Regions from separate parts of the Homo sapiens genome. Here all the other regions are linked to region 2. The links are chromatin loops, found by intact Hi-C in ENCODE. Cell type or tissue: natural killer cell. All regions are shown on one strand. Links, peaks and the distances in the headings refer to the core of each region. The heading gives the core; the rest is flanking DNA.

The links. Hi-C counts contacts between places; a loop is a spot of excess contacts. Peaks named below come from ENCODE experiments on the same cell type or tissue, not always from the same donor. Only the 100,000 strongest peaks of a DNase experiment are listed, where the experiment ranks them.
Region 1: it touches region 2 in a loop (4-fold over the local background); 5 of 110 quality-filtered maps call a loop at or near these places.
Region 3: it touches region 2 in a loop (8-fold over the local background); 2 of 110 quality-filtered maps call a loop at or near these places.
Region 4: a loop joins it to region 2, with 6 times the contacts of the local background. A loop is called at or near these places in 4 of 110 quality-filtered maps.

The regions. Positions count from the first base shown.
Region 1 is chr9:95,724,248-95,729,918 of GRCh38, reverse strand. No RefSeq gene overlaps it. Among named protein-coding and RNA genes, the nearest start is that of ERCC6L2, 150 kb to the left of the region's middle. RefSeq lists an enhancer at 5,335-5,434. In natural killer cell, for the core only: a CTCF peak has its summit at 2,949 (motif pointing left); DNase peaks (open chromatin) are centred at 2,968 and 5,128; H3K27ac peaks cover 1,367 bases.
Region 2 is chr9:96,007,230-96,012,834 of GRCh38, reverse strand. It overlaps ERCC6L2 (ERCC excision repair 6 like 2), which reads right to left. Exons shown (of 19, transcript NM_020207.7): 19 at 1-610. Among named protein-coding and RNA genes, the nearest start is that of LINC00092, 12 kb to the left of the region's middle. In natural killer cell, for the core only: no CTCF peak of the experiment used is centred there; DNase peaks (open chromatin) are centred at 2,594 and 2,944; H3K27ac peaks cover 3,550 bases.
Region 3 is chr9:96,147,712-96,153,382 of GRCh38, reverse strand. It overlaps the pseudogene EIF4BP3. Among named protein-coding and RNA genes, the nearest start is that of HSD17B3-AS1, 96 kb to the left of the region's middle. In natural killer cell, for the core only: no CTCF peak of the experiment used is centred there; DNase peaks (open chromatin) are centred at 2,992 and 3,662; H3K27me3 peaks cover 2,358 bases.
Region 4 is chr9:95,492,252-95,497,922 of GRCh38, reverse strand. All of the region lies in intron 2 of PTCH1 (patched 1), which reads left to right. Among named protein-coding and RNA genes, the nearest start is that of PTCH1, 14 kb to the left of the region's middle. RefSeq lists enhancers at 800-2,346, 3,107-3,326, 3,377-3,426, 2,763-3,502, 3,487-3,576 and 1 more. In natural killer cell, for the core only: no CTCF peak of the experiment used is centred there; DNase peaks (open chromatin) are centred at 2,652 and 3,282; H3K4me3 peaks cover 1,153 bases; H3K27ac peaks cover 3,123 bases.

The DNA.
Region 1 (5,671 bases), core at 455-5,454, 280 kb after region 2:
TTTTACAGAGTGCTGATTGGTCCATTTTGCAGAGTGCTGATTGGTCCATTTTACATAACACTGATTGGTCCATTTTACAGAGTGCTGATTGGTGCATTACAATCCTCCAGCTTGACACAGAGTGCTGATTGGTGCATTTACAATCCTCCAGCTTGACACAGAGTGCTGATTGGTGAGTTTACAATCCTCTAGCTAGACAGAAAAGTTCTCCAAGTCCCCTCTCCACCCAGGAAATCCAGCTGGCTTCACCTCTCACTATTGCCCTCAAAGGCAAATATTTCCTCTCTGGTACTTCACAGAAAAAGATTTCCGACCTCTAGCTTATGTGATGGGGAGGCGTCTTTCTCAGCTCCTGCATTATGGTCCTGATGACTAGAGAGCAGAATGTCCTCCCACACACCGCATTGCCCCTCAGCCCTCACCTGGGCGCCCAGCATTTCCAAGCGGGCCTGTGGGGCATTTGCTGCCTCTGGCCTCTGGCCGAACCTGGCTCCTCTTTCCCCCGGGGTCTGCGGAAGGGCGGTGCGGGCCTCCCACGCGCACCCCCACGGAGTCCGGAGAAGGTGGAGACCCCAGGGAGGCCCCTGGGGACTGTGCCGTCCGCAGCGGCTCCTCCCCTCCTTGCAGCCCGCGGGACCCGGGCGGTGGAGGGGCCGGCAGTGAGCTGTCTCCAGCCCTACGGGCTCCCGCGGGGTCCTCTTCGGGACTCCTCTCCGGCTCCCGGAGGGTCCGGGCTGGCTTGGGGCGGGGCGGGCCCCGGGCCAGCCTGCGGGCGTCCTCCTCCTCCGCGATCACACACACTGTCACCGCGGAGGCTTAATTTCCTTCTCACTGTGTCCAGCCCACACACCAATGCAAAGTAGTCAGAAGCGCCCTTCTCCCCTCCCACGCAAATGAAGTCCTGTCCTGAGGGACACCTCAACGTCTCCCTTGGCCGAAAACAAGAGGCAGCTGCCCGCCTTCCTTGGTGCCCTGCTCCTTCACCGCACACGGGGACCTCGCCCGCTCTCCACCAGTGGGTTTGTGGGTGGTGGGTCTCATTCTCCAGGCTGCTGGGCCGGCGTGACCTTCGCTGGTCGCTTTCACTCGGCCCAGGTCGTTCTGTACCTCCACGTCCAGGAAACGGTCAGCAAGGAGCCTTCCTAGGTGACCGAAGGCCACCTTCATGTACCCCCTCTTCTAACGCCCACTCTTGGGAAGGTTATCCTGTCCATTACCAGTCCCCTTGACTTAAGCAGATGGCCCTGGCAAAAAATATAGAAGCGGATTTATGGATCATTGGCATGTAAGGACCTGGGACGATGGCTGAGCATGCAGGAAAATAATAATAACAGCTAACGTTTGCTCAAGGTTTACAGTGTCAGGCTTGACATATATTCTGTCACTTGATGCATAAAACAACTTTATGGTTGTAGGACCTAGCATTTTCCACAATCATAGGGAAATTCTTCAGAGACAGAGAGATTAAACGATATTCCAGGGTTGACTCAAACTCAGGCAATCTGACCGCCAATCACAGTTTTAAGCACCTGTGCTGTGCCTATCTTAATAGAGTCCTGTCGCAGGCTGCCGCTGCTGACGCACAGTGGTGCAGTTTTCCCAGGCAAACCTCATGAGTGCCTTTCAAAAGCTTTCGGCTTACCAGTTCCACATCTTGGAAATTTTCCAACCCAAATAATGAAAGGTATGGGTAAAGATGTGTGTGTAAGAATGTTCATAAAGTTTTTTTTAGTAATGTGAAAAATTAGTAACAACCTGAATATCCAACAATAGGGGACTAAGTATACTGTGGAATGTATTTCTGATAGACTATCACAAAAGCATTAACAATTATTTGTAAAAAATACTGAAATGGGATATTGTTTATATTGCTAAATGAATGTATCAGGTTATATAACAGTATTCCATAATTATAGGAAAATGCACATATAAATACAAAAAAGACTGGAAGATCATCATCATACCGAAAAATTGTTAACTGTGAGTTTTCTCTGGGTAGTGATATTTGGGGACTAATTTTAAAAAATGATGTTCTATCTCTTCCAAGTTTTCTGAACTATAATTAGAAAAAAAATCAATAAAAATCTTTATACGTATAATTGAGATAGAGGTCCATTCTCACATCTCTCACACCAAAAAGGATTACTCTATCACTTACTTTCACTTCCATGTAACTTACAACAAAGTGTGGAAAATGAAAGTCTCTGGATTCTATGTGGGCAATTGTCTTTTTTCCTCAACTCTGAAAGCATAGAAATAGATCTCTCATTGGTTAAAATAACTTTATAGTTGGGGTTGAAGAATAAAATCAAATAGCCTCCACCACCAAAGACAAAATGTCACCCATCTACTCTGGCCTAGCTCAGCCAGAACTGCCATTACTCAAAACTAGCTTCATCTACTTACACAAAATGCAATATATGCAAAAAGAGAGAAGCACTTCAGAAGAAATGCCCCTGTTTCTCTAGTGTTTATTTCAACAATAAATATCAGTGCTACCAAGCTAGATCTCATGAGGAAAAGCTGTAAACACAAATGGTTGCAAAGGTGTCCTTTGAGAAGATTGAGAGCTCGGAGTAGAGCTGGCAGAAAAAGGAGGAGGAGGAGGAGGATGAGACCAGGAAGAGGAAAGAGAAGGGGGGTGGGGAGAAGTGGAGGATCTGAGGATATAGGGGCCCAGGCTGGATTCCTGCAAGGGAGCTGAACTGATCTTGAGACCTTCCAAAGCTCTAGCACCTCACCTCCTGCACCAACAGCAGCATCATGTGGGAGCTTGATAGAAATGTAGACTCTGAGGCCTCGCCCAAGACCTACTGGATCAGAATCTCCACAAAACCACCAGGTTATTCATATGCCCATTAAAGTTAGAGAGACACTAACCTTGTATTTTGTCCAAAGCCCATGGCTATTTTGGAATTATTTAGACAAGATTGAGACTGTCTCCCATCTCTCTTTAGTGACCCCTAGTGGTAAACCCAAAAGGAACAAGATCTATATTACAGGATGACTGAATTTTGGTCTCCAACCTAAACCAACAACTGTCCAACCTTCAGCCGGTTGACCTATCCAAGGTCCAAGCACTTGGAAGATTAGGATCCTAGTTGGCCATCCTGGTTTAGAAAATCTTATGTAGTCCAATCCAAGCTGGAGTGTTTTTCTGCATATTGCTGCTGTTGGAACTCAAAGACAATGTTCCTGAGTGAGATTATTCTCTGTGTCTGAAAAACACTGATCCAGGTAACTTGGGATCTCTTGATAGAAGACATATCAAGATGGGCTATTACTCATGTTACTAAGTATACCTCATGTGCTTCCTCTCGGACTAGCCCTCATTGAGAAAGCTTTAGCTAAAAAAAGAAAAAAAAAGTGATGTTTCCTTGTTGCAGGCTGCTCAGGGTTCAACTGGACTTTCAATTTATATTGGGGTTTGAGTTTTGTAAGAAAAGTGGAAAAATTCAGGGCATTGTAGAGGTGAAAGAACTACCCTAGACATCATTTAGAACACTACCCAAAGTGTGTTTCACCTGTAGAATATTACTAGAAGTTACAAATAAGGGTTCCAGAGTCAAACTAGTTTGAGAAACACTGGATTGAACAAAGTTGGAAAGTTTGTTTTTTTACTGCAGGACATCTCAGGACTTTTATTCAGGTGCCTTGTAAATTCCTCGAGTTATTCTCTCATAGAAAACACACACACTTTTTTTGGACTCCTGGGGAAATATGATCTACGGAGCCTCAGGGCTGTGAAATATCTCAGTATCTCACCCCCAGTCATTCTTAGAGCAGCACCCAAGCCCCCTGATCCTCCATCCGTTTCTCTGCGTGCTGTGTTATGCTGCACCGTAAAATTGATTCCCATTCTTTTCAACTCTGGTCTTATCCGTCAACCCATCCACCATTTTGTGCTCTATGGATAAATGTAGCAATGTGCAGGAGGAAAAGCAGGAATAAAAGAAGGGGAAGGATAAATTAGAGGAAAAAAGAAGAGAAGGTACAAGGAGAACTTTGCACTCATGTAGAAGTGGGAACTTGAAAATAAAACAACAAAATGGTGACCTGATTGTCTTCCATGCTTTCCTTATCAAGCAGAGAACTGGTGAATTGGTCACAGTGATCATTCACATCGGACCATTAATGCGCTGGCTCAAGTGGTCCAAATTACTACCCCATGTTGATGGACACATAACACCCATTCCTTCAATTAGTGGGCAGGTTACAGACAGCTTCCATATACATCCCCGCTGGGCTCTTCACGACTCTTGGCAGTGTGTCTTTAGTGGTGGGGTCTGTGCTCTTCAAAGGGAGTCCATCTACCATAAGCATTTTCCAGGGGAACGTTTGGTTATTGAAAACACCATGTTGTCTGGCATTTATGCCTTTTCCACCAAATGATTTTGGGTTTGCCCCACTGGGGGCTGGATTATTCCATTGTCAACCTATGTGGTTCTAGGTTCGAGTTGGCAAAAGTGACTCTGCATGATATTTAGGAGGCAGAAGAGAAACCACAGCCACTATGTCCTGAAGGTCATTGTTGAGTGTGGGGCCAGAAGTGCTAGAGAGTTCCAGTGTGTCCTCACCCCTTCCCACTCCATACCCAGCTGTCCTTCCAACCAGCAGCGCTGCTGCCCAATGGTAATGCCAGCCCCCCACCAGAGGCACTGCTGTGGCCTGACACAGGCAGTAGCTTCAAAGAGCCAATGACCTTTGGACTGATATCAACCCCTTGTCAACTTCTCAGTGCAGATGCTCCATGTGCTTCGATTCAAGACTTCCTGCAAACTCTGACTCAGTCACCAGCACCAGGGCTGCCTAATGACTTTTCTCCAAATATTAAACGCCCATTTTCAGGCGCTTGCTTCCTTCCCCATCTTTGCCCACAAGGTCTAATATCTATATTAAATGTTTAGTTCTAAAATATTCATAGTGAGTCTGCTTCTCTGAGCCCTGTCTGATACACCTATGAACTCTGGCTGTTATGTTCTTCTGCTCACAGTCTGGGGTTTCCTGTTGAGACATCCTAATATCGGATTCTGGTTGTACCTCACTCGGCTTTCCTTTGGGCAGATGGTGCCCAGAGTGAAAGAAGCGTTCACTGCTCTTTGAACTACTGCTCTTTTATCTTTATTTCCCTTTACTTTTGCTTTGATCCTCCTGTCCAGGAAGTGGCATCTTTAGACACCGCTTCCTGCCACAAGCCCAAGACTTACTCTATTTCTCACTCTCTCACCAGTGTTTGACAAAGGTTGCTAGTCATAAAGAAAGCAGGTCACTGAATGCTATATTTATACTACTACAGAATTTAAGGCAGTATGAAGAAGGCTTTGCTTTATGTGGCTGGAAACTTAAAGTCTGGGTTTGTAGTGGAAATAAAGATAAAAGAGCAGTAGTTCAAAGAGCAGTGATCTTTCTTGTTGGAGCCATGAGAACAATTAATTATAGGTTGTAGGTTAGCCTGGTTTGGGTGCTAATTTCTAGCTCATAGTCATATGTGAACGCTTCTTTTCAATCTCAGTACGGTGGCGGAATGCTAGTTTCTAAACATCCTTGGGATGATCATATGGTCATAAAATCCTTGGCAATAAATAAGTGCTCTGATCTTTTTAGAGTTAATGCACTGTATACAATGTGTTTTAAAGGAGGGGGGATATGGGATGTTTTATTAGTGCAATGT
Region 2 (5,605 bases), core at 2-5,001:
TGGATTTTCTATCTTTTTGTTTTCCAATTTGAGAAGGGGTTCTTTTCTTGAAATGCCCGTTCTTGTGAGGTCCTGTTGGTCTTTCATGGTATTTTCTAACCTTCTCTCACGTGTTTCAGACTCACTGTTCAGAGAACGGGATGTCACAGTATCTTCGGATGCCTGGCTGTTTTTCCCACTGTCAATCTCTTGAGTAGAACTAACAGGTGATTTCTTAGTTTCTGCATCATTAAAAAACACCTCTTCTCTATAGGAAATATGATTCTGAAACTTAACTGATTTTCTTTTATATGTTTTTAGGCTGCAAACTTGAGAAATTTTGTTGGTAGAATCTTTAAATGACAAGGTTTCAGAATCTGACAGCCTTGGTTTTATAAGAGATTCTCTTTTATCAGATTTCTTCCGGGTGCGCTGCTCTCCTTTCTCAAAGGAAGAATTGTTGAATTGTGACACAGAATCCACAAAAAATTCTTTTACCTCTGGATATTGAGAAGCATAAAAGTCTCTTAGCATTTTCTGTCGTTCTTCTGATGTGGCATTGGTTATATGTTTAGCAAATTCGTTTACAGAAGACGAGTTAAAATAAGAGGCCATTTCTTCAAATTGTTTTCTAAAGATTAAATGAACAAAACTAGTGGTTATTTTCATTACATTTTATTTTGAAAGAACTCATCACCAGTAAGAGGAAATGTAGAGTCCACAGAAGGTAATCTTGTTCCTTTAGCATACGTCTGCTGAATTCCACAATGAAAACGCATTTTATCCTAGTAGAGTGAGGCCTCTACCCTTATGCTACTGAGAAAAGTATTTTAGCTCACAAAATCACCAGCTTTGTAAGTTATTTTGATTTATGCTATTATATTAGGTATTTCCTGGGAATTATGGAGGCCCAGCATGCTACTCCTCCTTTGAGCCAATTTATGACTGACATGAGGATCATGATTTATAGACTCTGTACTTGAAAATCTATATTGTATTCAAGTCTCATGAAATGAAATTGTCAAAGAATCTTAACGAAAAGAGCAAATTCTGAAAAATTAAGAAAGACATTTTTTTCCCTTCCCTCTCCTTTTCCCCTTCTTTTACAAATACAACATAGAAATCGCACAAGACTTTTTGATGAGCCCAAAGGAAAGTTCTAAACTGATAAACCTAGACTATTTTTTCCCCAGTTGGCATGGACACCTAAGCTAAGGAGTGAGATGCTATTAGAAGAAATGTGTTGTATTCTTAGTGTAAGATACTAATAAAAGCTGTTGTATGCATGTATGAGGAAATGGGCCTTCAAGAACCTTGGTAAGATAGAGGCAGAAAGATTTAGGGACCTGGGCAATGAGCCCTGCTCCTTTCCCTAAATGAGGGTGCCATGGACTAAACTGTGCCCCTCCCCCAAATCATGCAGAAGCCCCCTAACCCAGGACGTAACAGTATTTGGAGTTAGAGCCTTCAGGAGGTAATTAAGGTTAAATGAAGTCATACGGGTGGGACCCTGATCCAACAGGATTAGTGTCCTTAGAAGAGATGCCAGAGAACCCACACAGTTTCTTTCTCTTCTGTCTCTTCCTCTCTGCCATGTAAGGATACAGGGAGATGGTGGCCACCTGCCAGCCAGGAAGAGGGCCCTCACCAGAAACTGAATCAGCTAACTTCTTGTTGTTGGCCATCCAGCCTCCAGAACTGTGGACACGAATTTCTGTTGTTTAAGCCACCCAGTCTATAGTATTTTGTTATGGCAATCCAAGCAGACTAAGACAATGGGTATTGCTTTGCTGATGATGAGTTTGGGCCATGAGATAGAACAGCTCAATGTTTATAAATACTCCTTTGAACAAAAGTCATAGATAGTGAGTGCAGCAGCACTTGATTAAAAGTCCTAAAGTTTTAGAAATTATATTTTACACCATAGTTCCTTAAAACATTCATTTATTTATTCACTTAACAAATATTTATAGAGCCTGTTATGTGCTAAGCACTATAGCAGGAACTATATAACAGCAAATAAGACTCCGTTTCCTATCTTCAAGGAGTTTACAGTTTACTTGGGCTAGACAAATGCATGAAAATCAAAGTAGAATAGAGTGATAAACCCATAATGTAAATTTACCATGAGGTAAATATGGGGCACTACTGGCATTCATAGAAAGGGAACCTAGGTCAGTGATTGGTGGTAGGCAAGGTGGATAGAAAGGGTGTCTCTTCCTGACAAGTCAGTCAGGTAATGATGAGTGAGGAAGTCTCCCAGGGGGAGAGGGTGCATGTACAGGCTCAGGTCCAAGATGACCTGGTTCACAGAGGGGCAGGAGAAACTGCAAGGAAGAGGCTAAAAATCATAGGGGGTCCGTAGGCCAAGTTTAGAAGTTTGAATTTTATCCTATGCAAAACAGAGAATCCTTAGCATTAAAAAAATTACTTTTAATGTATGTTAGTAGGAGCTTCAATGCCACTTTTCTTTCTGCCACGTAGACCAGGTTACATAGTTTGTGTTTCCTTTGCTTTTAGGGGCAGACCATAAAGCACACTCACAACTTTCTTTTGTGGCTTCAGATGGGCCTGTGGCTTCTAGTCCTCACTACACTGTCTTGTTAACTTCCCGAAATCCAGATACTATACATGCTTGATCAACAGCCACTTTCATCTCCAACAGAATATTTAGTAACACATACACATGACTCCAACTTTCTGTCCTGGAAATTGCCAATGTTCTTGTTGGAAAGTAACAAGCATGTTCTTAAGAGGTTCCAGTTTTCACTTCACATGAAGTAATGAGATATTATTCTGTCTATTTTTCATCTTCAAATCCATTTTCATGGCCCTTCTATTAAATATTTGTGTTTGTAAAGATTAAGTGATTGGCAAGGTTACAAGCTGATGTCTTTTATTTATCCAAGGCTTGGTGGTGTCTCAGCAACTGCCAAAGTAACTTCACCTCTGCTGTGCTGAAACCACGACCTCACCCGTGACCCTGTGAGCTGTCACCTCTGGGAGGAGAGCTGCTTCTAACCTCATTTTATCTGAGTAGTCTGCAAGTACACTATGCCACATGGTTGCTGCTTACAGGATAAGCTATAATTATCATTCACTTTATTTCTGCCTTTTAACTGGCTTTCCTAATTCTGGGCCTTCAGAATTTTCTCTAAGAATTTAAGGAACTGCAGGGTACAAACAGGGGGCATAAGCCAGCCAGTTTGTGAAGAAAAGTTAGTTAACTAGAGTAGACTTCCATAACCCACTTAGGGAAAGGGGGAAAAAAAGAAACCAAAGATATGTATCTTTCAGCAAGTGTATCAAAAGCAGTTATGTATCATGGATACAATTCAAAATCCTCTCTCTTTCTGGAGGAAGGGAGGTGGAACACACCTAAATTCATCTTCTGTCTGCCTAAGCTTCCGGAAGGAGAGGAGGACTGAACACTTCATTCAGATGATCATGTGACTGCAGTAGAGGGAGGTGCAGTCTTGATTCTGATTGACTAGGACAGTTAATGGAAAAGAGGGTGGTAAAATGTACATGGTTGGACAGTTTTACTTCTACATCCCTAATTGGTAACCAAAGCCAATAAGGCACATAGTGATTGAAACACTTGAACATGCCACTAGAACTCAACGAAGCTGACGAGTCTGTCATCGCTCTGCCCACGGCTCAAGATGCGTATGCAGCATGCTGTACAGCATTGTGTCCATTCCAAAAGCAAACTCCCCGACCACAGCAGGTGCTGTATCAGTCACTTTCACAATGCTGATTGCAACATCTGATCTGGTGCCGGAGCTGAAGGATTTCATCAGGCTGGACAGATCAATTGTTGGAGAGAAAGGCAAAATAAAAATAGCACCATGGTGCATACCTGACTGGAAAAATGGGTAATGTTACCACCAAGTGCAAGGCTGTGAAGGCTGCTTTCTCGCTTATCTATAATGCTGTGTGCAAACCCAGCTGTAACCTGATGCAGCAGATAAACAAAAGATTCAGTGCTCTACTCTCAGCTGTCAAGCCAGGAGGCACCACAACCTCTGTCAAACTCAACCCAGCATGTGACTTCAACGAAGCCGCAGCATGACTAGCTAGCAAGGGTCTTGACATCAAGATAACACGATTACTCTTTCAACTTGGTACCGACCCTAACCTTGGGGTCACTGGGTGTGCCTTCATAAGTCAGTTTAAGCTCATCACAACCTTTTCTGAAATGACCTCATATGTTATAATGTGAAGTTTCATTGAGGAAGGATTCAATCATGCCTCACTGCTCCCTGGTGCAGGTTGTGACATAATGAAATTCATGAGCATTGAAGGACGACTCATTGAGAAACATGGGGAAGAACTTCCATTTCTTAGTCTTCTGACTCAGAGGGCACAAAGAATTAACACCTGCAAAGTTCCCTAATCTCTGTAAGGTCACAAATACATGGAAAAGAAAGCTAGATAATTCACTCAGAGACTACCAGTCAACAAAGGAGTCCCCCTCCAAACTTACTGATCATGAGGTTGAAGAGGCAGCTTCAAAACCACCTTTTAAGAAGGCACTGGTGAGCAAAGAAGATGAAAAAGGACTATAAGCAGCATACAATATATCTAGGGAAGATATTAAAGTTGCACTGACATTGAAGCCCAGAACAGAACAAACCAGTGTCCCAACATGGCTCTTGGAGGCGATCGAGAACAGAGAACGCATGCAAACTTAGGGAAAAAAAGGTATATGGTCAGTCTCCTGGCAAAATATTTGCCCAAAGTGAAAAGGCACACTCTGCAAAAATCCTTGTTGCCGATCTGTTCTGTGGGTAGGTACACTGTGTGGCAGTGTGGAAGGTGGTCACCTTTCTCTGCAACTGCAGAGAGCTGAGAGCCATACTCCAACCAGCCACGCCAGCACTCCAAAGAGCTGCGGGGCCAGCTCTTCCCTGGGCAGCTGAGGAACCAGCTGCCTGGGAGTCGCCAAACCCCTGCAGGAAGTACTTTGAACCCAGAGACATTTCCCACTGCCCCCAGAAGCCAGCAGGACCAGTCCAACCATGCCTCCCATCCCTGTTCACTTCTGTCATCCATTACCACTGGCCTCTCATCTCCTCCTACTGTACATCTTGATCTAATCCAATCCCTCACCCTTCCAAGCCATCCCTCCGTGCCCCTGGAACCAAGAGTCCCCCGAGTCTTCTGCTTCTATGCTGAATGGTCCTGTGCTCTGCTGATATTGCCTCTTCCCATGCGGCCCTTGCAAGGCAAGGCTCTTGCATCTCACAGCTCTCCAACCTCAGGGTTAGTGCTTCTAGACAATGCTGCTTCCAGACCATTCTTTTCTCAGAAAACTCCTTCCCCTCTTTAACATTTATGCCATCCAGCTAAACTGTTCTCTCCTCAATCTTCAGTGACCCCTTCATTGCTTCCTGCTAGCAGCTAAACTCTCAAGATCCTGGATTAATCTTGCTTCCCACCCCATCTCTTGCCATCATTCTTGATAACATCAATATCCATGTGGATGTCCCACCCATATCTGGCCCACCACTTTCTTTAGCTCACCTCCAAACTCATCTTAACTCCATGTTAGCCCCTACTCCCAAGTTTATAAATTGCCATTGTCATTACCATCAACAGCTCAACCTCCATGTCCCTGACT
Region 3 (5,671 bases), core at 504-5,503, 140 kb before region 2:
CCGTCTCAAAAAAAAAAAAATTAATTAGTTTCAGCAGCTGTTTTGGAACCCAGGTTGGAGAGAAGCATGGGCTTTTCATTATGGCCAAGGTAGGTGAAAGGCCACAGGAATAGCCAGGCACTGAGCCTCGATATGAGCACACCACGTGGCATGGGAAATAAGAGAGTGGAAGTTTAGCATCAGGCAGAGCGGGATGTGGATTCCAGTGCTGCCACTCTCTAGCCTTGGACCTCGGGCCTGTGCGGCACAGAGTTGTTGCCTACCCGGCAAGACTGTGTCAAAGAACAAATGGAGAAGCATGGTATCCATGACCCCCAGCGGCAGCTCTGTGAGTGTCACAGATCAGTCACATCAGGGGTATGGTCACAGCTTGCAAATTTGACTCTCCATAGTGGGCAAGGGAAGAGCTAGGGAAGAGACAAAGTCAAAAACGTGGGCAGTTCCCACGTGTTTACCTGTCCCGTTCAATCAAGGCAACTTGAAAGTCTCTGTGTTTATTCATCTTGCACTCAACAAACTTGTATGTGGGGACTGAGCAGCTGCTGTTCCCCAAAGAATCTTGGTTCCCACCCCCTCATAGTGTGAGGGTCTCACCATTCCAGGTGTGCTTCTAAACTTCAAAGCTCCTGAGAATCTCAGTTCCCTCCCACTCATAGTGTGAGAGTCTCACCATGCCAAGTGTTATTCTAAACTTTAAAGCCCCTGAGAATCTCAATTCCCACCCCTCATAGTGTGAGAGTTTCACCATGCCAAGTGTGATTCTAAAGTTTTGTTTGTTTTGTTTTGTTTTTGAGACAGAGTCTTGCTCTGTCACCAGGCTGGAGTGCAATGACACCATCTTGGCTCACTGCAACCTCCGCCTCCAGGTTCAAGCGAGTAGCTGGGACTATAGGCGCAAGCCACCACGCCTGGCTAATTTTTCGTATTTTAGTAGAGACGGAGTTTCACCATGTTGGCCAGGATGGTCTCGATCTCCTGATCTCGTGATTTGCCTGCCTCGGCCTCCCAAAATGCTGGGATTACAGGCATGAGCCACCGCGCCCGGCGGTGTGGCTCTAAACTTTAAAGCTCCTGAGAATCTCAGTTCCCATCCCTTATAGTGTGAGGGTCTCACCGTGCCAAGTGTCACTCTAAACTTTAAAGTTCGGTATGGTTCATACCTCGTGCCTCTTACCTGCAGCCCAATTACTTCACCAGGGGCTCAACTGAAGAATTAGTGATGAATGGTCATTATGACCCTGTGCAATTTTTGTTATTTATTCACAAACCAAAGAAATGCAAAATGATAAAAAGAAGATACAGTGTTTCCCTATGACATTGGCAGAGACCTTTGAAAAAATACCCAGGGTCTGACAAGAGTGTGGGGAAAAACATTAATTCATTGCTGATTATATAACTAGGATTTTCTGGAAGACACAATAATAGGTATAAAAAACCACAAAAACGTTCAGACCTTTTGATGCCATAATTCTACCACTTAAAACATTTTTCAAGGGGATTATTAAATAGGGTTGCTTTCTAATTAAGAAAGCTCATTGCAAGATACTGTATAAGACCAAAGATTGCAAACAACTTAAATGCTCAGCAATATAGGATTGGCTGATGGAATCATTTGTTCAGCAAATACCACTGAGCACCCTACTGGAGTGCCTGCTGTGCTCTGACCATGCTTTGGGAATAAATATTCTTCTCAGACGTGTGCTCAAAATACACAGTGTGACCCAATGTCGAATGTACAAGTGTGTAAACTGATATTTGACCAAAGACAAATATTGCCAGCTTAGAACTTCTGGGTTTCATGGATACATCTGAAATTTCATTTAAGAATTTTTTTGTTTTGTTTTGTTTTGTTTTTTTAGACAGAGTGTTGCCCTGTTGCCTAGGCTGGAGTGCAGTGGCATGATCTTGGCTCACTGCAGCCCCCGCCTCCCTGGTTCAAGCGAGTCTCCTGCCTCAGCCTCAAGAGTAGCTGGGATTACAGGCGTGCACCACCATGTCCAGCTAATTTTTGTATTTTAGTAGAAATGGGATTTCACCATGTTGGCCAGCCTGGTCTCGAACTCCTGACCTAGTGATCCACCCTGGGCCTCCCAAAGGGTAGGGATTACAGCCTTGAGCCACTGCACCTGGCCTTATTTAAGAATTTAAATCATGTTTCAGTTTTCATTTAAGAACTTTAGTAGTTAAAATTGTATCTGATTTTTTGTTTTTAAATTGATGCATAAGACATGCATATTTTAGGGATACAAGTGGTAATTTTATATATTTGTGTAATTCATACAGATCGAATCAGTGTACTTGGAATATCCATGCCTTAAATATGTATTTTTCCTTGATGCCAGAAACATTTGAATTAGTCTCTTCTAGCTATATGGAAATGTATCTAGATTATTGTGGACTGTAGTCACCCTACTGATCTATCAAACAGCAGGTCTTATTTCCTCTATCAGACCAGAGGTTTGTACCCAGCAGTGACATTTTAAAGCTTAATATTTATAGTGTGATAACAGTGACCTCTCAGCACCGTCACCGGGCAGGGTGCTCCTGTGGTCACTGTTTTCAGATCTGCAGTGGAAACAAAAGTCCATTTCCAAGAAACCAGTGGGGCCGTACAATATGCTTTGGTAGCTAGCTTAGTCAGCACCAGATTCCGCAGAAGATGCTGGTGCCTGAAGCAGATCAATGGGACGGGTGCCACGGTGGGTTACCGTGTAAGAAGTAAATGTAGCATGTGAGTCAGCTTTCCTTCCTTTAAGCCAGTGGTTCTAGGGGTGATTCTGCCCCCCCAGGTGACATTAGGCAATGTCTGGAAATTGGGGGAGTGTTGGGACCAACATCTACTGGGTTGAGGTCAAGGGTGCTGCTAGCTTTTTATGATGCACAGGACACTCAGCCCCTTACAACAAAGAACCACCTAGTCCAAAATGTCAATAGTGCCAACCACAGTAGAGAAACGCTGCTCTAAACATAGACACAGTAGTCTCCCTAGCTGTGGTTTTGCTTTCAGCCGTTTCAGTTACCCACAGTCAACTGTGGTCTGAAAATCGGTGAGTACAGTACAATAAGATACTTTGGGAGAGAGAGAGAGACCACATTTACATAACTTTTATTACAGATACTTTTATCATTGTTCTATTTTATTATTAGGTATTGTTGTTAATCTCTTAGTGTCTTAGCCTTAATTCATAAGTTAAGCTTTTTCATAGGTATTTATGTACAAGGAAAAATGTAGTACAGTTGTTCGTCTGTATACCTGAGTTCTCACCCCTTGAACACTGTATTCTTGGTCCTGGTTTCGTTAAAAGAGTCTAGGTATTACTGCAAGGGTCTGGTGAGGGCTAGACAAACATCCCTGCAGAAGGATCGGTATCACAGGGACACTAACCCAAGAGGCCAAGTCTGTCCTGGCGTCAGGAAGGGTCCCACTGGGGAGAAACAAATGGTTTCACACTTCAAACGTTTTCAAGTGGGAACGTGAACCACCCGTGCTGTCTGACAACCTGTGTTGTATATGTAGGGTCCATACTATCTGCAGTTTCAGGCATCCATAGGGGGTCTTGGATTGTTCCCGCAGATAACGGGGGACTATTGCAATTGCTAACATCAAGTGTTCTCCTTTCCCTACCACCTGGACTTGAAGATGGGGTTGCAGGAAATGCAGCAGCCCCGGAAACAGAAGCTGCGTGCTCTGCTCGAGGAGCCTTCTGGACGCTTCAGCAGCAGTCTTCAGATTGCTGCCTTTCCTCAGTCATCTTCATTTCCAATAATTTGCATGCATTTGAGGGAAAAATTGTCCTCAAGTGTTGGATCTAAAAATTAACAGTGGAGCACTGGAATAGGCTTTTAAGCTAACACTGTGTCTCTAAATGTCCATGCTCCTCAGCGCTCCTTGCAAGCAAGTTAATCCCAGCACCTTTCCGGCTAGGAAAATAGGAGGGTCTAAAGCAGGCTGAAGAAGAAAATAAGTGCTTGCCTCCCAAAGTCCATGGAGTAGGTCACTTCTTCAGCACATTCCAGCAAATGAGCTGCGTTCTCTGCAAGCAATCTTATGCCAAATTGGCATTGCTTCCCACATGGTACAATTTTAAGACTTTTTTTGTTCTTCAAGCAGCCTTTGAACACGGAATAGCTACTGTTCCAGTTTATTGGAACATTTTGTAAAATTACATGATAAGCCGGTTCCAAAATCTTTTCTATGTCATGTAGTTTATCTTTGGATAAAAAAGAATGATGAAAGCAGCCCACTTGCTGGAGATTACAGGCAGCAATTCTGTGCCATTATTGCTTTCTCAACACACAGCTGAAGAGTGTGAACAAATCATAGGACGCTTGTGATTCCCAAGTCACTTGTAGCCATCACCATGTTTGTTCCATTGCTGGAGACAATTGCCCAACACTTTACTTGATGGACTTTTCATTTCATAAATATTTCTCCAATAAGATTCCTTTTACTGGGAAGAACCAAAGCCTCTTGGCAGCAAAATAAAGATGAGCGCACTCAGCCTCACCATTAATCCACCAGGCTGTCAAACTGATGGAAAGAATACAAAAGCAGCACATTTAATAACACCATTAAACTTTGTGCATGCAGCAGCATGTCATGCAGGAAGAAAGCATTTCGATAACATGGTTTCTGGAAAGAACTTTGTACCTGATCACTTGAGTAAATTACAAAAGTTCTTTGTCTTCATCCACTGAATACAGTTGTCAGTGGGTAACATTTTGAGAAGCTTTTTGTTCAAACATTTGGTTTCCACAGAACTGAAATGTGTTTTGAAAGAATTCATGTGAATTCTATTGTTTTGAATTTGGCTAGTGAAAATGTACATTGTGGGTGCCACGTTTTTCCTGAGTACCTCTTCATCCTTTTATACCCTTTGTTATAACTGGATCAATCATAATTTTCCAGGTATCTGTTGCGATTATTTTGGACTTATTTTCCTCCTTATGAAATTTTGAGGTGACAAAGATGATATGCTGCTTGCCATTTATAGATAAGAATATCTAAATCAGGGGTGTCCAATCTTTTGTCTTCCTTGGGCCACATTGGAAGGAGAATTGTCTTGGGCCACATATAAAATACTCTAACACTAATGATAGCTGATGAGCTTAAAAAATCGTAAACAAATCTCATAATGTTTTAAGAAAGTTTACGAATTTGTGTTGCACCACTTTCAAAGCCGTCCTGGGCCACATGCAACCTGCTGGCTGTGGGTTGGAAAAGCTTGATCTAAGCAGAATATTTTCTTGAAAGACTAATGGCCTATGTGAAATTAAGGAACTGAAAATTAAATGTAGATCTTAAAGTTTGTTTAAGTTAATATTATCAATGCACCCATTCAAATAATTCATCAAATATTAGAATTATAGTATAATCTAGTGATTATTTTCCTCCGTATTACTGAAATTTTTTTTTTTTCAGGAGATGGTGAATTTTATTTTGTCTTGTCTGGATAGAGGTTTTGATTTGCTCTCGAATGTTCCAGGGTGGAGAGAAACTAGGAGAAAAGCACAGGATGTAGAGGTCTATTCGGCATAATCTTCTCCCTCATTTTCATCTTCACCATCAACAGAGAGAGCAGCATACTTGCTTGCAGAACTGAACTTGGAAGCTGGATTTTCCTCAGGTTTCTTTGGCTCAGGTGCAGATCTGGAGTCTTGATCCTTTTTG
Region 4 (5,671 bases), core at 453-5,452, 520 kb after region 2:
GAGATTGAGAGGATGGGGGGTGGGGGGGTAAACCCTCTGCTCTGTAGTGAGCCCAGTGGTGGTTGTGTCATTTGTGTTTTTGGCTGCACAGTCAAGATTTGAAACTACAAAACCCAGATAAACACATTGGAATGGCAAAGAATAGCAACTTGAATTGGGATGCCAAACAAATCAAGATGTGGCTTGGATAGTGTTGCTTCATTGGGTCAGATAAGTTTATAAAATGTGGGACAGAATGGAGGGTGGGGAGAGACAGGAAGAGCGCTCTTGTCACAGCAGCATCTTTAAGTTGCATGAGCATCCTGTTATTCATTTGCTGGTGGTTAAATGGAAAGGTGAGTGGAAGCGAGGCGGAGAGAGCCCGAGCCTCCAAGATGACCTCCTCCGTGAGAGGAAGCCCTCCCGGGTGGGTGCACCTTCCAAGCCTGGAAAAGCTGATGGGTTGCAAAGCCAGTCTGGTGTTCTGTGGCACTGAGGGATGTAGCCCACGATATGTTCTGAAGTAAATGGCTTTCCAGTTTTCTCCTGCTTTCTGCATTTCTGAAGTAAGAAGTCTGCTAATGATGATTGTTCGGAGCTGAGAAAGTCACTGGCACTTTGGGCCACCCTCCGGTATAACGTGTCGTACGATGCTGCCAGCAATGACAGGAAATTGGAGTACCCAAATATTACCTATCCTTCCAGATAGCCTAACATGAAGCAGCCCTGAGAGTGACTACACTCAGGGTTTTTAAAAATTAATACGAACATGTTTTGTGAGTTAGGAAGAAATAGGATTTCAGTTTGAATTTGCGGAATTGTTGAAATACCTGCGCCAATATTCTCCTGATTAAGAAATTTATTCTACAGAGTGATCTGAGAAAACGGCTTTAAGAAATAGTGATGATAAAAACAGGAATTTTGAGATGAAGGAAAATGTAGGCTTCTTGACTCCCTCTTTCTCCTCCCACCGCTGTTTTTTTTCCTTTTGTGAATTCTTCCACATTCCCACCCCCACTCCCTGATTTCCTCTGCTCCTTTACTGGGAAACCAGCAACCTTCACAAAATAGACTCAAACATCACACAGCCTCTTTTTAAATAGAGGCTTTCTAAGAGAAAATAACAAAAGAATTTTTCCTAGCTGCCTAAGAAATTCTTTCTTCTTACTTTATTTTCCTCATGAGATTTACACATTGTTGTAATAAGTAAAAAATGATAAATATGATACCATCATTTTGGTCTACACATGATCCAGAAAAAAAAATTGCACATGTTTAATACCTTGCTTAATTGCAAACAAAGCTTGCAATTTGAGAGAATTGGGATTAGGGCTAAATATCTATTAACTGCTCTTTCTAGAGATTTGGGGACTAGGATGACCCTTTTTTTTTTCTTTTTTTTTTTTAATAGGCTACAGTTTCACATGGCTCCCAAAAGAAATCTCTCTCCCTTTTTGTTTCCCACACCAATTGATTTATCATTTTGCTTGCAAGCAGATCCAGAATGTTAGGGCAAGAACACACTCACTTTTTTCTCGTAACTTTTTTGTTGCGGACCGAAACCAGTTGACTTGAATAAATTTTTCTGAGGCCTGAATGTAGCCAGCAACGTGGAAAAATCTTGCCATTCAGGGCCGTCTGAATGTACATTTCAGCCACACAGTAAGCTGCATTGGGAGGCGCTGGACTGCTAAATGCAACCATTTTTCGCAGCAGCGAGTTAGACAGGTGATTAGCATAATTAGCACCGAGCAGCTATACATATGGTAATGCTGAGTGTGTAAATGCCAGCTGCGGTGTAAAATTTATGTCAGGGGTCGGCAGGGCTGTGCGAAAGTATTGTGTTCCAGCTGCAGGTCAGGGCCGCCAAAGCTTACCTCCTTTTCTCTTGTTGGTGAATACGCCAAACAGAAGAGAAAGACAGAAATATAACAGATACGGCTTTGATGGGACAGCCCAGTTCTGTGCAAGAGGGACTGCTCTATAAAACACACACACTCACACACACTTGCAGAAATCCCATTACTTTCTGTAGAAATCGTGTGTGTACTTCATGCAGGGTCCAGATGAGTGGGGCCGGGATGGAGGTAGGTAAATGATTCCCTGGGAGGAAAAAATTCAGTCATTGAAGTTTTAAAAGGAGTTAAAAGTTCTGTTTTGTTTTTCTTCCCACCCATCCTTTTACCCCCCACACCATTCCCTCCACCACTCTCCTGCCCACATTGTCTTATTTCACATTAGATGGGGGGATATCCTTGCTGGATGGGATAGCATTGGTCCTTTAGAAGAGGAGGAACTAACCGTTCTGGAGGTGTTAGCCTTGAACAAAATATAAGGTTTCAGCAGTGCAACTCTTCCCAAACTGCTTGACTAGCTTTAGAAAGGGGCTAAAAAAAGCTTTTGTGGGCTTTTTGTTCTTCCTCTGGGTAGCTATACTTACTCGCCTACCTATACTTACTCCCCCTACCTCCACTGTCAGACCCACCAAATTCTTTATAGATTTAAAAAAAAAAAAAGAATCACATGGGTTTCTTGTTTGAAAGGATAGTCTTGAATGGCTCACATACTTTGAAATGCATGATGCGGGAATTTATTGCTATGATGAGTTTATACATTTTGCACTTGAGGTATTTTCTCTGCCACGCCCCCACCTCCACCCTTCCGTTTTTTGGTTGGTGGCTATAAGAAGTGGTGGTGTTGACAGAATATAGTTCACACCATGCTGACCCGGTGATGAAACTTCCTCACGGCACCAGGGGGTCCTTATGTACTGGCCCCTAATCCAGCTAATCCTGATGGCAACAAAATCATGAAAGTGGCCCCCAGTGACGTGAGTCTCCCTGCACAGATGCAGAGGGAAGGAACAGTGCAGGAGATAAATGAGGCCAGCGTGGTATTCACCGGAGGCCAGGGAGCCTGCGTGCGAAGGTGGAGACTCGCATTGTCTTCTCCCCCATGTCGGCTCAAGTGGGAGGCCAATGAAGAGAGGCCCAGGCTGGATAATGGCAAGAAGACTGTTCAGAGCTGAGAGGTGATGTCAGCCCCACAGAAGCTGAGAGAAGGAAACTGGGGTTAATGTTATGCAATGCCTTGAGTGCTGTGATGGAGAGCCTGCCGTGGAAGCACTTGGGTTTTGTTGTTGTTGTTGGGTTTCTTTCTGTTTCTATTTTTTTAATGAAGACTTCAGGAGGTTTCAACTAAGCTTGATGAAAACACGCTGTGTTGGTTCCTGGGTTCTGCTGCCTGCTGCTGCTGGAGTGTGGCCTCTGAGCCAGCGCGCGCTCGTCATCACACCTCTGGGCCCGCCCACTTCCTGCAGAGCGACGGGACCTGGGTGTGCATCTGCCTGCCTGTTGCGCTTGAGCGGCCTGGTTGCACCTGAGGTTGTGGTAGAACCTGGGACAGTTCCCAGCTTGGAAAGTACGCTGTTCCGGATGGAAGACATTTCCGCCTGTGCTCTGCAGGAAGTCAGCAACGTTCTTGGGCCTGTCTCAGGTGGCGCGGTGCACAGCCCTCATTTGCCAGTGTGGCAAGTAACCAATGAAGAAGGGGCCTCCTGGCAGATGCAGCGTCGTCTCGGGAACTCGTGGCTCCTTGGGAGCTGGTGGGAGCTGCGACAGGCAGCAGGTCCAGCGTGGGCAGAGTGCCGGGCTGACCTGATTGCATCTGACAGGGCGAGCAGGTCTGCGTCAGGGAAAGCCATTCAGAGGGAGCAGCCTGGGCAAGGCTGATAACAGATGGCACTGCCAGCAGCTGGTGGGGGCGGGGAAGCTTGCTTCCGGCGCATGCGCGTTGCAGAACCCCGCGCGAGCGCCTGCGCACTACCTGCGCCCAGCCTGCCACATGCCCCGTGCGGTCCCGTGCGGTTCCGTGGGCAGGTGGGGGTGTCCTTTTCTCGTTATGCTTTGGTGGTTGACCTCTCACTGGGCTCACTTCATGAAGGCACATTCTCTTTGGGCTGATTGTAGCGTTTTTCCCATGGCAACACGCAGGGGCACAATCTCATAAGGAAAAAAACGGCCCAGAAACTTGGACAGCGGTTGGCTCCTCCTGAATAAAAGAGATGGGTGGGAGAGGACTAAAATTCACAGCCCGTGAATTTTCAGCCAATTGCTCACATTACTGAATTTTCTTTTTTTTTTGTTTTTCGATTATAAAAAAGAGGCAGTGCTAATAATTTTGCAGTTACACCCGCTTAGAGATTTGTACTTTTTCGGCCTCACAGTAAGTAAATGCAACATTGAAAGGAGGACCTGAGCAACTAAAAGAAAAAGAAAATCTCTCTAGAGGCTGTTAGATAATTCATGGGATTAATCAAATGCAAATGCAACGCTTGCATATACACAGACCCTATTTTCCTAATTGGACTCTGAGTGGGTACTTTTCAGGCTGAAAGGGTCATTTGTTTTGACTGATTGACTTTTTGAGGCTTTGGGGGGAATTAATAACTTATACAGATGACTGCCTGTTCCCAAGGCTCTGTATTGAGACTGCGCATTCATTTATTCATTCAGCACACTTGGTGTGCCATGCCCCTGGTGCCCCTCTGCGTCCCTCACATACGGAGGTGCATGGGCAGGACTTGAATTTTGTGGAAAATAACTTCGGTTGGTCCCTCAGATCATCTTTATGTGGATCACAATAAGCTTTTGCTAAAAGGTTTTTGTGTGAATGACACAGAAGTTTCTTAAGCTCTGTGCAGAAGGCTGTGCTGAGGAGGGGCACAGCAGGGAAGCGTGATGAGGGAAACATCTCTTGTCTACAGTGGATTGGAATCATATTGGCCTAGAAGTATGGGCCTCTGGGTCAGCTGGCATCCCACCTGAGCTAGCTAGCCTTTCTTCACTTTGGAAAGTTAAGCCTGGCTTGATTTGGGGATGAGAGGATCAGCAGAGCTTGATCAAAAACTTATTTGCAGAAGTGATGCTTCTTTTGCCTTTCAAAGAATTGGCTTAAGCCTTGGATTTCTGGAGAATAAGATGGCAGAATTTGCAGGTAAAGAGGCTTAGGGCTGCATGTTCTCTGTGTGCCTTCATCTGCCCCCTCTAAGACAGGACTCTCTGGGGACCAGAAGGAAAATGAGGCCTGTCCACTGTGACCCAGGGAGCCCTACTGAAAAAAATGCATCTCCTCACTGGCTGAGAAAAGTCTTTGATGCAACATGGTTGTACTTTAAATAAAAATACGGATTATTGTCATATTTCACGCATTCTAAAATTCTAGCTGTGAGCGTAATACAGGTTGAGTATCCCTTATACAAAATGTTTGGGACCAGAAGTGTATGGGATTTTGGATTTTTTTAAGGGGGGGTGATATTCACACATAAGCATGATGAGAAAGCTTGAGGATGGGACCCAACTCTAAACATGAAATTTGTTTATGTTTCAACTACTTTATGCATCTAGCCTGAAGGGAATTTTATACGATATTTTAAGATAATTGTGTGCCTGAAACAATGTTGGTGTATATTGAACTGTCTGAAAGCAAAGATGTCACTATCTCAGCCACCCATGTGGACAATCTGGTTGTGTGGCATTCCCATCCTTCCTGACTTAAAATTTATATGCTGCCGATAAGCAATCATTTTCTTAAACTAATTCACACCTACGTACTTACCAGTAAAAAAACCACGACATTCCATTAATGCAGTGAAAAAAATAATGTGTTCAGGGTACCCAAGCAGCACAATAGC